Regions from separate parts of the Homo sapiens genome. Here all the other regions are linked to region 3. A link is an interaction called in ENCODE POLR2A ChIA-PET data of the cell type or tissue named here. Cell type or tissue: GM12878. All regions are shown on one strand.

The links. Peaks named below come from ENCODE experiments on the same cell type or tissue, not always from the same donor. Only the 100,000 strongest peaks of a DNase experiment are listed, where the experiment ranks them.
Region 1: POLR2A ChIA-PET joins it to region 3 with 6 read pairs; 7 of 35 experiments call an interaction of 5 or more read pairs at or near these places.
Region 2: POLR2A ChIA-PET joins it to region 3 with 11 read pairs; 1 of 35 experiments calls an interaction of 5 or more read pairs at or near these places.

What each region holds. Positions count from the first base shown.
Region 1 is chr17:78,367,730-78,370,229 of GRCh38, forward strand. It overlaps SOCS3-DT (SOCS3 divergent transcript), which reads left to right. Exons shown (of 5, transcript NR_110847.1): 4 at 999-1,164. Among named protein-coding and RNA genes, the nearest start is that of SOCS3-DT, 8.5 kb to the left of the region's middle. In GM12878, no CTCF peak of the experiment used is centred here; no DNase peak of the experiment used is centred here.
Region 2 is chr17:76,251,732-76,254,231 of GRCh38, forward strand. LOC105371896 (a long non-coding RNA gene) reads right to left here. Exons shown (of 6, transcript XR_007065913.1): 5 at 2,181-2,361. Among named protein-coding and RNA genes, the nearest start is that of UBALD2, 12 kb to the right of the region's middle. RefSeq lists an enhancer at 379-448. In GM12878, no CTCF peak of the experiment used is centred here; no DNase peak of the experiment used is centred here; H3K4me3 peaks cover 1,030 bases; H3K27ac peaks cover 1,659 bases.
Region 3 is chr17:78,146,271-78,148,770 of GRCh38, forward strand. It overlaps C17orf99 (chromosome 17 open reading frame 99), which reads left to right and starts at 115. Exons shown (of 5, transcript NM_001163075.2): 1 at 115-174; 2 at 609-641. The coding sequence starts at 138. RefSeq lists an enhancer at 1,138-1,357. In GM12878, no CTCF peak of the experiment used is centred here; a DNase peak (open chromatin) is centred at 1,491; H3K4me3 peaks cover 231 bases; H3K27ac peaks cover 2,500 bases.

The DNA.
Region 1 (2,500 bases), 220 kb after region 3:
GTTGCCCAGACTTGTCTCGAACTCCTGAGCTCAGGCAATCCACTGGCCTCGCTCTCCCAAAATGCTGGGATCACAGGCGTGAGCCACTGTGCCCAGCCATAACACTTATTTTATACTACCATTTATTCCTTGAGTAGTTATTTATTTATTTATTTATTTGAGACAGAGTCTTGCTCTGTCGCCCAGGCTGGAGTGCAGTGGCACAATCTTGGCTCACTGCAACCTCTGCCTCCCGGTTCAAGTGATTCTCCTGCCTCAGCCTCCTGAGTAGCTGGGACTACAGGCGTCTGCCACCACGCCCGGCTAATTTTTGTATTTTTTAGTAGAGACGGGGTTTCACCATATTGGCTAGCCTCCTGACCTTCTGATCCATCCACCTCAGCCTCCCAAAGTGCTGGGATTACAGGCATGAGCCACTACACCTGGCCTTGAGTAGATATTTATTGAGCACCTGCTATGTGTCAGGGATTGAGTTAGGTGCCAGAAATTTATCAGTCTCGGATCTCATGGAGCTTAGATGTTTTTCCAGAAGGACAAGATTCTTCCAGAATTATATCGGGATTGATTAATTTTGACTGTGCTGCATACTATGAAGAAGTCCCAGGAGCTATGTGAGCCTATTATGGGGAGACCTAATCTATTGGGGGGACAACCAAGGGGGATTCCCTGAAGAAGTAACACACGTAGGCTGATGGGAAGCTGAGGTCTAGAGAGGTCCCTGCCTGGTGCGAGGTCTCCCAGTCAGATCGTGGCAGAGCTCCAGCTGGTGCCCAGGTTGGTTGACTAGACTCCCAGGCTTTCCCCACACACAGGCTCGTCTGGCCTCCCTCCAGGCCACTCGGTGGCATACACAGGGGAGGGGAGGATGGAGAGCTGGCAGAGGCAGGGAGGGCCTGCTGGTGGGACAGGCATTCTCCTGGTGCCACATGCCCGGGCCTCTGCTGCCCACTGTCTTTTCCCATTCACTTCTACTTCACTCTCCCTCTCACTCCCCAAAGGCCTTAGCCCCCTGCTTCCAGCTCAAGCTGAAGTGGCTGTGAGCTGAGCTAAGAAGACCCCACTTCGCCAGGAGGAGTGCCTCACGCCTGTAATCCCAGCACTTTGAAAGGCCGAGGCAGGTGGATCACGTGAGGTCAGGAGTTTAAGACCAGCCTGGCCAACATGGTGAGACCCCTTCTCTACTAAAAATACAAAAATTAGCCGGGAGTGGTGGCGCGCACCTGTAGTCCCAGCTACTCAGGAGGCTGAGGTGGAAGAATCTCTTGAATCGGGGAGACAGAGGCTGCAGCGGAGCTGAGATAGTGCCACTGCATTCCAGCCTGGGGGACAGAGTGAGACTGTCTCAAAAAAAAAAAAAAAAAAAAAAGAGAGAAAAGAACCCATTTAATTCTACCTGTGGGAGGTGGTTCAGGCATTTGTGGAACTTTGCAAATTGAAAACATAGTTTGTGAATACCTAAGACAGCCCCATAGGTCAGCATTCAAAAGGTGCAATCAGGTGAGCCAGAGTCTTCCCCTCCTATTCCCTGGCTTCCTGTGCCACCTGGGGCATTTTTTTTTCTTTTCTTTTTTATAGACCAGAAGATGCAGGCTACTGTGGGCACAATGCCTATGAATTAGCCCTGCTCTGCAAGAAGCAGCCAAAAAAAAAAAAAAAAGATGCAGAGTGGTGGCATGTGCACGGCTGAATGCAGTCTGTAGACGCAGTAGCTGTGTGGCCTATACAGAATTAAAACAATTTTTGAGATAACATTAAAAAAATCTGGAAATTTCACATCTACATTTGAATCTGGAGCTTTCCTTGGAAAAACAGGACACTGGTAGCAGTGGACCACGTTCTGGCACATTCCCGTTGGCCCTTCAGGTGGGGCATGGGCTCCCCAGGTCAGCACAGGCCCACCCTCCAGGGTGACCACCCTCCCCTTCCTTCCCTTCCCTGCCAGGGTCTGCAGGCATTGAGGCAGCAACTCAGCCTGACCTCTGCCTCTCCCAAGCTAAAGGGCAAGGAAGGCTATGGACTTTGGGGCATTTATTTTGAGTCTCTTTCCTAAATTCGAGGAGACTGGAAATAAATCAAGCCTGGCCAGGAGGAGGAGTCCAGCTCTTCCTGTCCCACTGGCCCTTCCCTCTTGGACCTCATCTTAAGCAGGTATGCTTGGCCTCTTCCTCTACTTCACTGTGGGGGCTGGGCAGGGAGAAGCTGCGGGGCGGGGGACCCTGGGATTCCCTGGGACATCACTGGGTTCCCCACGCTGTGGGCTGCTGGATCTCGAGGCCTGCAGCTCCTTGCTCGGGTGGCGCTGGCGACCCGCCATGCCACAAAAGGCTGAGATTCCCCTGAAACCTAGAGCTGCTTTTATCTCTCACTGGTGACAGAGAAACAAACCAGGATGCTCTGCCCAAAAGGCATTTCCAGAAATCTGGGCTCTGGCTTCTTGTTGATCAAATGCCAGAACGTCCTGGGCTTCTTTGTGGCGAGGGAGCCATTGAGCATGGGTGTT
Region 2 (2,500 bases), 1.9 Mb before region 3:
GGGAGCAGGAACTGGCCCCAGGTTCTTCCAGGTTCAAAGTCCTACATTTTACCCATGGATCATCATCTCACCAGCCTCTGTGGGGAAAGCCTGCCTGGGTGCCAGCCCTACTGCCCACCAAGCTAGCGGAGTGATTCTCCCAGGGTGGTGCCAGTGACAAAGGGCAATGCATGGGGACGTCTCCATCATTGTCACACCACCACCTCCACCTTCACTGTGCCTCTCTCTAGGTTTAATCTTTCTTCCTTTTCCTCCTCACTTCCCTCTGTATTATCAATCTCCTTCCTGTATCGGGACTATTTCCTCAACAGGCCCGGGGAAGCTCTTGTCTATGGAAGTCCTCTTTGGCCTTAAGCTTCCCTCTAAGAGCTCCAGCAGATGAGTAACCTGTCCTCCTGCAAACACTGCCATGAAGTGCGTAGGCAGCTGCCTGCCTTCAGGGCTGGATGGACACCCTGTTTCCTTGCTCAATCCCTTCTGATGACTGGACTCTGTACACAGTGTGGTCAGTGGGTCAGCTCTGATCTGGAAGCTCCCAAAGGCAGGACACAAGATTTTCTCTGACTGTTCCCAGGCCCCAGGGCGTGTTGGGCACGGGAGCGTGTGGCACGGATGTTGTTCGTGATGAGGCATATTCTAGTGGTTTCCCAATTCGGTTGTGTACAACCCAGTGCTCTAGTGTTCAGTAAATACTTCCTTCCTCTTTAGGCAGAACACTGGCTCTGTGTTTTATTAACAGCACCTCATGCCTGGCCCAAAGAATGATTTGTGTGGCTTGGGCTGTTGGGGTCAGAAATGGCATTCATTCATCATTCACTCTGGAGGTGCTGTGTTTCTGAAGGAGAAGGGGACCTATCCTGGCAAACAAATCAGGGGCTTTATGGTAAACAAACTCCTCTCTTCCCAGCACTTGTTTCTTGCTCTCTGTTTTTGATTTTCTCTCTCTTTCACTTTTTTTTTTTTTTCACTATACCCGGGCTTCCTGAGTTCCTGACAATTTCTAAAGCCTCAAGCATGATCTCATCAGAAACTCTGGCTTCTTTTAACATTTCTTTCCCTTCTGCTGAGTCCTAGTCCATTTAAATTTCCTCTGTGACTCTGGGAATTTTTTTTCCTTGAGACACAGTCTCGCTCTTGTTGCCCAGGCTGGAAGTGCAATGGGCTGATCTCAGCTCACTGCAATCTCTGCCTCCCAAGTTAAAGCGATTCTCCTGCCTCAGTCTCCCAAGTAGCTGGGACTACAGGCATGCACCACCATGCCCGGCTGATTTTGTATTTTTAACAGAGACGGGGTTTCACCATATTGGTCAGACTGACCTCAAACTCCTGACCTCAAATGATCCGCCCACCTCGGCCTCCCAAAGTGCTGAGATTACAGGCGTGAGCCACCGCGCCCAGCCGGACTCTGGGATTTAAAGATAACCAAGTGAAAATAGGTTCATCCTCTTTGACTCACAGCCTGGCTGCCTGTGGAGGCAATGAGGAGCTGACATTCACCTGACCCCCGTCCTCTACTTTCGGGTATGCAGAGGCTCTCTTTTGCTGCCCGCGTCAAGTTAGAAGAGGCCACATGATTCTTCGGGACAGTGAACCATGAACAAAGGTGTACTGCAGTCATGTGTTGCTTAAAGACCCGTATACGCTCCGAGAAATGCGTCATTAGGCGATTCTGTCGTCGTGTGAACATTCTAGAGTGTACTCACACACACCTAAATGGGCTAGCCTACCACACACCTAGGCCATGTGGCATAGCCATTGCTCCCAGGCTACAAACCTATCCAGCATGTTACTATACTAAATACTGTAGGGAATTGTAGCACAGTGGTGAAGTATTTGTCCATCTAAACATAGAAAAGCACTTTGGGAGGCCAAGGCGGGCAGATGACTTGAGGTCAGGAATTTGAGACCAGCCTGGCTAACATGGTGAAACCCTATCTCTACTAAAAATACAAAAATTAGCCAGGCATGGTGGCAGGTGCCTGTAATCCCAGCTACTCAAGAGGCTGAGGCAGGAGAATCGCTTGAACCCGGGAGGCGGAGGTTGCAGTGAGCCGAGATCAGGCCATTGCACTCTAGCCTGAGGGACAGAATAAGACTCCGTCTCAAAAAAAATAAAAAATAAATAAATAAACATAGAAAAGATACAGTAGAAATACAGCATTCTAATTGAGTGGGCCCACCTTCACAGACGCAACCCATCATTGACAGAAAGGTCGTTATGCAGCGTGTGCTGTGCTCCCAGGCTAAGCGTTTCATTGCCGATGCTCAGCTCTTCAGTCCTCTCATTGTCTGCTGGCATGTTCCATATGGTGCAAAGTGCCAGAGAGGACATCGTTATGGCTTATGGCTTGTATATTGCAGCTACTCAAATAAAAAAAATTATTAATTTGGGAGATAAACTGGGAGATCAAGGTTCCAAAGGAGGAGAGGTTCGCCCCAGGGTCACATACAAGGGGAGCAGTGGAGAAACTGCATGGGCTGTGAAGGGGGCTGTATTGAG
Region 3 (2,500 bases):
CTGGGGTGCTGCGGCCTCCAGGTTATCTCCCCACTGCAGGCACCCACCCAGGGAGCATCCCAGGGGCCTCAGGGTGGGGGAGGCCAGGAACTAGGAGGTTCTCACTGCCCGAGCAGAGGCCCTACACCCACCGAGGCATGGGGCTCCCTGGGCTGTTCTGCTTGGCCGTGCTGGGTGAGTCCACCAGGGACGTGATGGTGGGGCTGCTGCTGGGGCCTTGAGGTCTTGGGCTCAGGTGGGGGTACTGGGAGCACAGGAGAGATGAGGCCTGAAGGAAGGGCACCTCTGGAAACATGGACAGAGAGGGAAAGATCTGGGCTTGAGTCTCGGACCAGCCCCTAAACTTGCTGTATATGTGGTCCAGGGATTTCTGCACCATTCTGGGCTCACTACTTACCCATCTGCGAAATGGGCGGATGAGAGGCGATGTTGTGGGGGGAGGGGCGCAAAAGAGCTTTTGTGAGTGATGGTGCCAGCTGAGTCCTGGGGCCTCACTACCAAGAATCAGCCTGCTCCTCCCTCCTGGCTTCAGCAGGTGGGTCTCGAGGCTGTCTCTGGTCTCCCCTCCACACCAGGCCCTCTCCTTATCGCCCTTACCTCTCTTACAGCTGCCAGCAGCTTCTCCAAGGCACGGGAGGAAGGTAAGTGGCATAGCCTGCTGCAGGGAGAAGTCCCCCAGCTGGGACCCTGGTGTCAGAACCCCCATGGTGGAGGGCGCCTCGGCTGGGAAGGGAGTTACTAGTGGGGAGGTGTGTGCTGGAGGATGGCTGGACAGTTCTGGAACACTCTCTTCACCCTGCAGGGCCCTAGGAGTGATGGAGATGGGCAGGCCAAGCAGGCCAGTGTGGGGACCTCCGGGGCACACAGGCAGGGAAGTTGCTCAGCTTCCAGCCTTTGGCTGGGCTGTTTGGAGGGAAGATTCCCTGGGCAGGTGCATCCTCATCACTCTGCCCCAGGTCCCTGATCGGGAGCAGAAGCCCCCCCTGAGACCCTCACAGCTCTGCCCGGTGGGCGAGGCCCCGTGGAGGGCTGGGGAATTCTGGTGGGGCCTGGGAGGTTGGGATTCTCTGACCAGGAGGAGGGCCGTGAGAGGATGGTGAAGTTAAGGCTCCCCCAGGGGCCTGACATACACGAGGCTGCCTTCCTTATAGAGGCAGGTGGGGAGTGGAGAGTGTCTGGGACCCAGCTGGGTACAGGACCAGGGAGGAGGGGACGCTGGGGAAGGTCCCTGACAGCCCCTAGCCTGGCCTGCTTCCTCATCTTTGCCTGCTCCATCTTTCTGCCTGCACTTTCTTGCCCCATCCTTCCCTCCCCTCCCCTCATGTCCATTAAGGTGAGGATGGACAGTCACCTCCCTATATTGTCCCAACTAACCCTTGCCCCTTGTTGCTAGGCCATCAGGTTACAGAGCAGGGCCTTCCCCCTCTATTTTGCTAAAGGGCAGGTACAGGGTAATGATGACGCCATTCTCACTTGAATGAGGCCCAGGTTGAACCATTATTTCCTCATTTGCTTTAAAAACGGATACATTGTTGGTGTGGCTGCTAAAAAGAGAGCAGGCAGCTGGGGCTCCGGGAAGTACCTGTGCAGGGCAGTTCCGCCTCCCCCTCTTGGCTGGCTCCCGACTTCTCTGATTCTTGCCAACCAAGTCCTGCTAACTAAACTCCTAAGAGACTGACTGATAAATCATTTATTCATTCAACAAATACTTGAGCACCTGTTTGGTTGCAGGCACAATTCCAGGCCCTGAGAATGTGGCAAGGCACTGAAACAAACCCCTCCTGTATCTTACATTCTAGTGGGGGTTGGGGGGACAGATGATAATAAAAATAAGAACATTCAGTGGCTTATGCCTGTTATCCCGCACTTTGGGAGGCTGTAGCCAAAGGATCAGTTGAGCCCAGGAGTTCAAGACCAGCCTGACCGACACAGTGAGACCCCCATCTCTTAAAAAAAAAAAAAGAAAATGGCTCGATCTCAGCTTACTGCAACCTCTGCCTCCTGGGGTCAAGGGATTCTTCCACCCAGCCTCCTGAGTAGCTGAGATTACAGATATGCACCACCATGCCCAGCTGATTTTTTTGTATAAAGAAAATATTTTTTTAAATTAGCTGGGCATGGTGGGCGGTGCACCTGTTGTCCCAGCTACTCGGGAGGCTGAGGTGGGAGGATTGCTTGTCCGGGAAGTGAGGCTGCAGTGAACCGTAATCATTAACAGTGCACTTCAGCCTGGGTGGCAGAGCAAAAAAAGCACATTCTAAGGTATGTTAGTTAGAATGTTCTAGAGAAAAGCAAGCAGGGTAGAAGGAAAGGGAACACCAGGTAGGTAGGGGAAGGAGGGCAGCATTTGCAGGGGAGGGTGGAGTTTGGGAAGGGGCCGTGCAGCAAGGACCCGAAGGAGCCGACCGAGCAGGAAGTACCTGGGCAGGGACCCTGTGTGGCCAGAACACAGGAAGCAAGGGGCAAAGGGTATTGAATGAGGTCAGAGGCATGGTGTGGG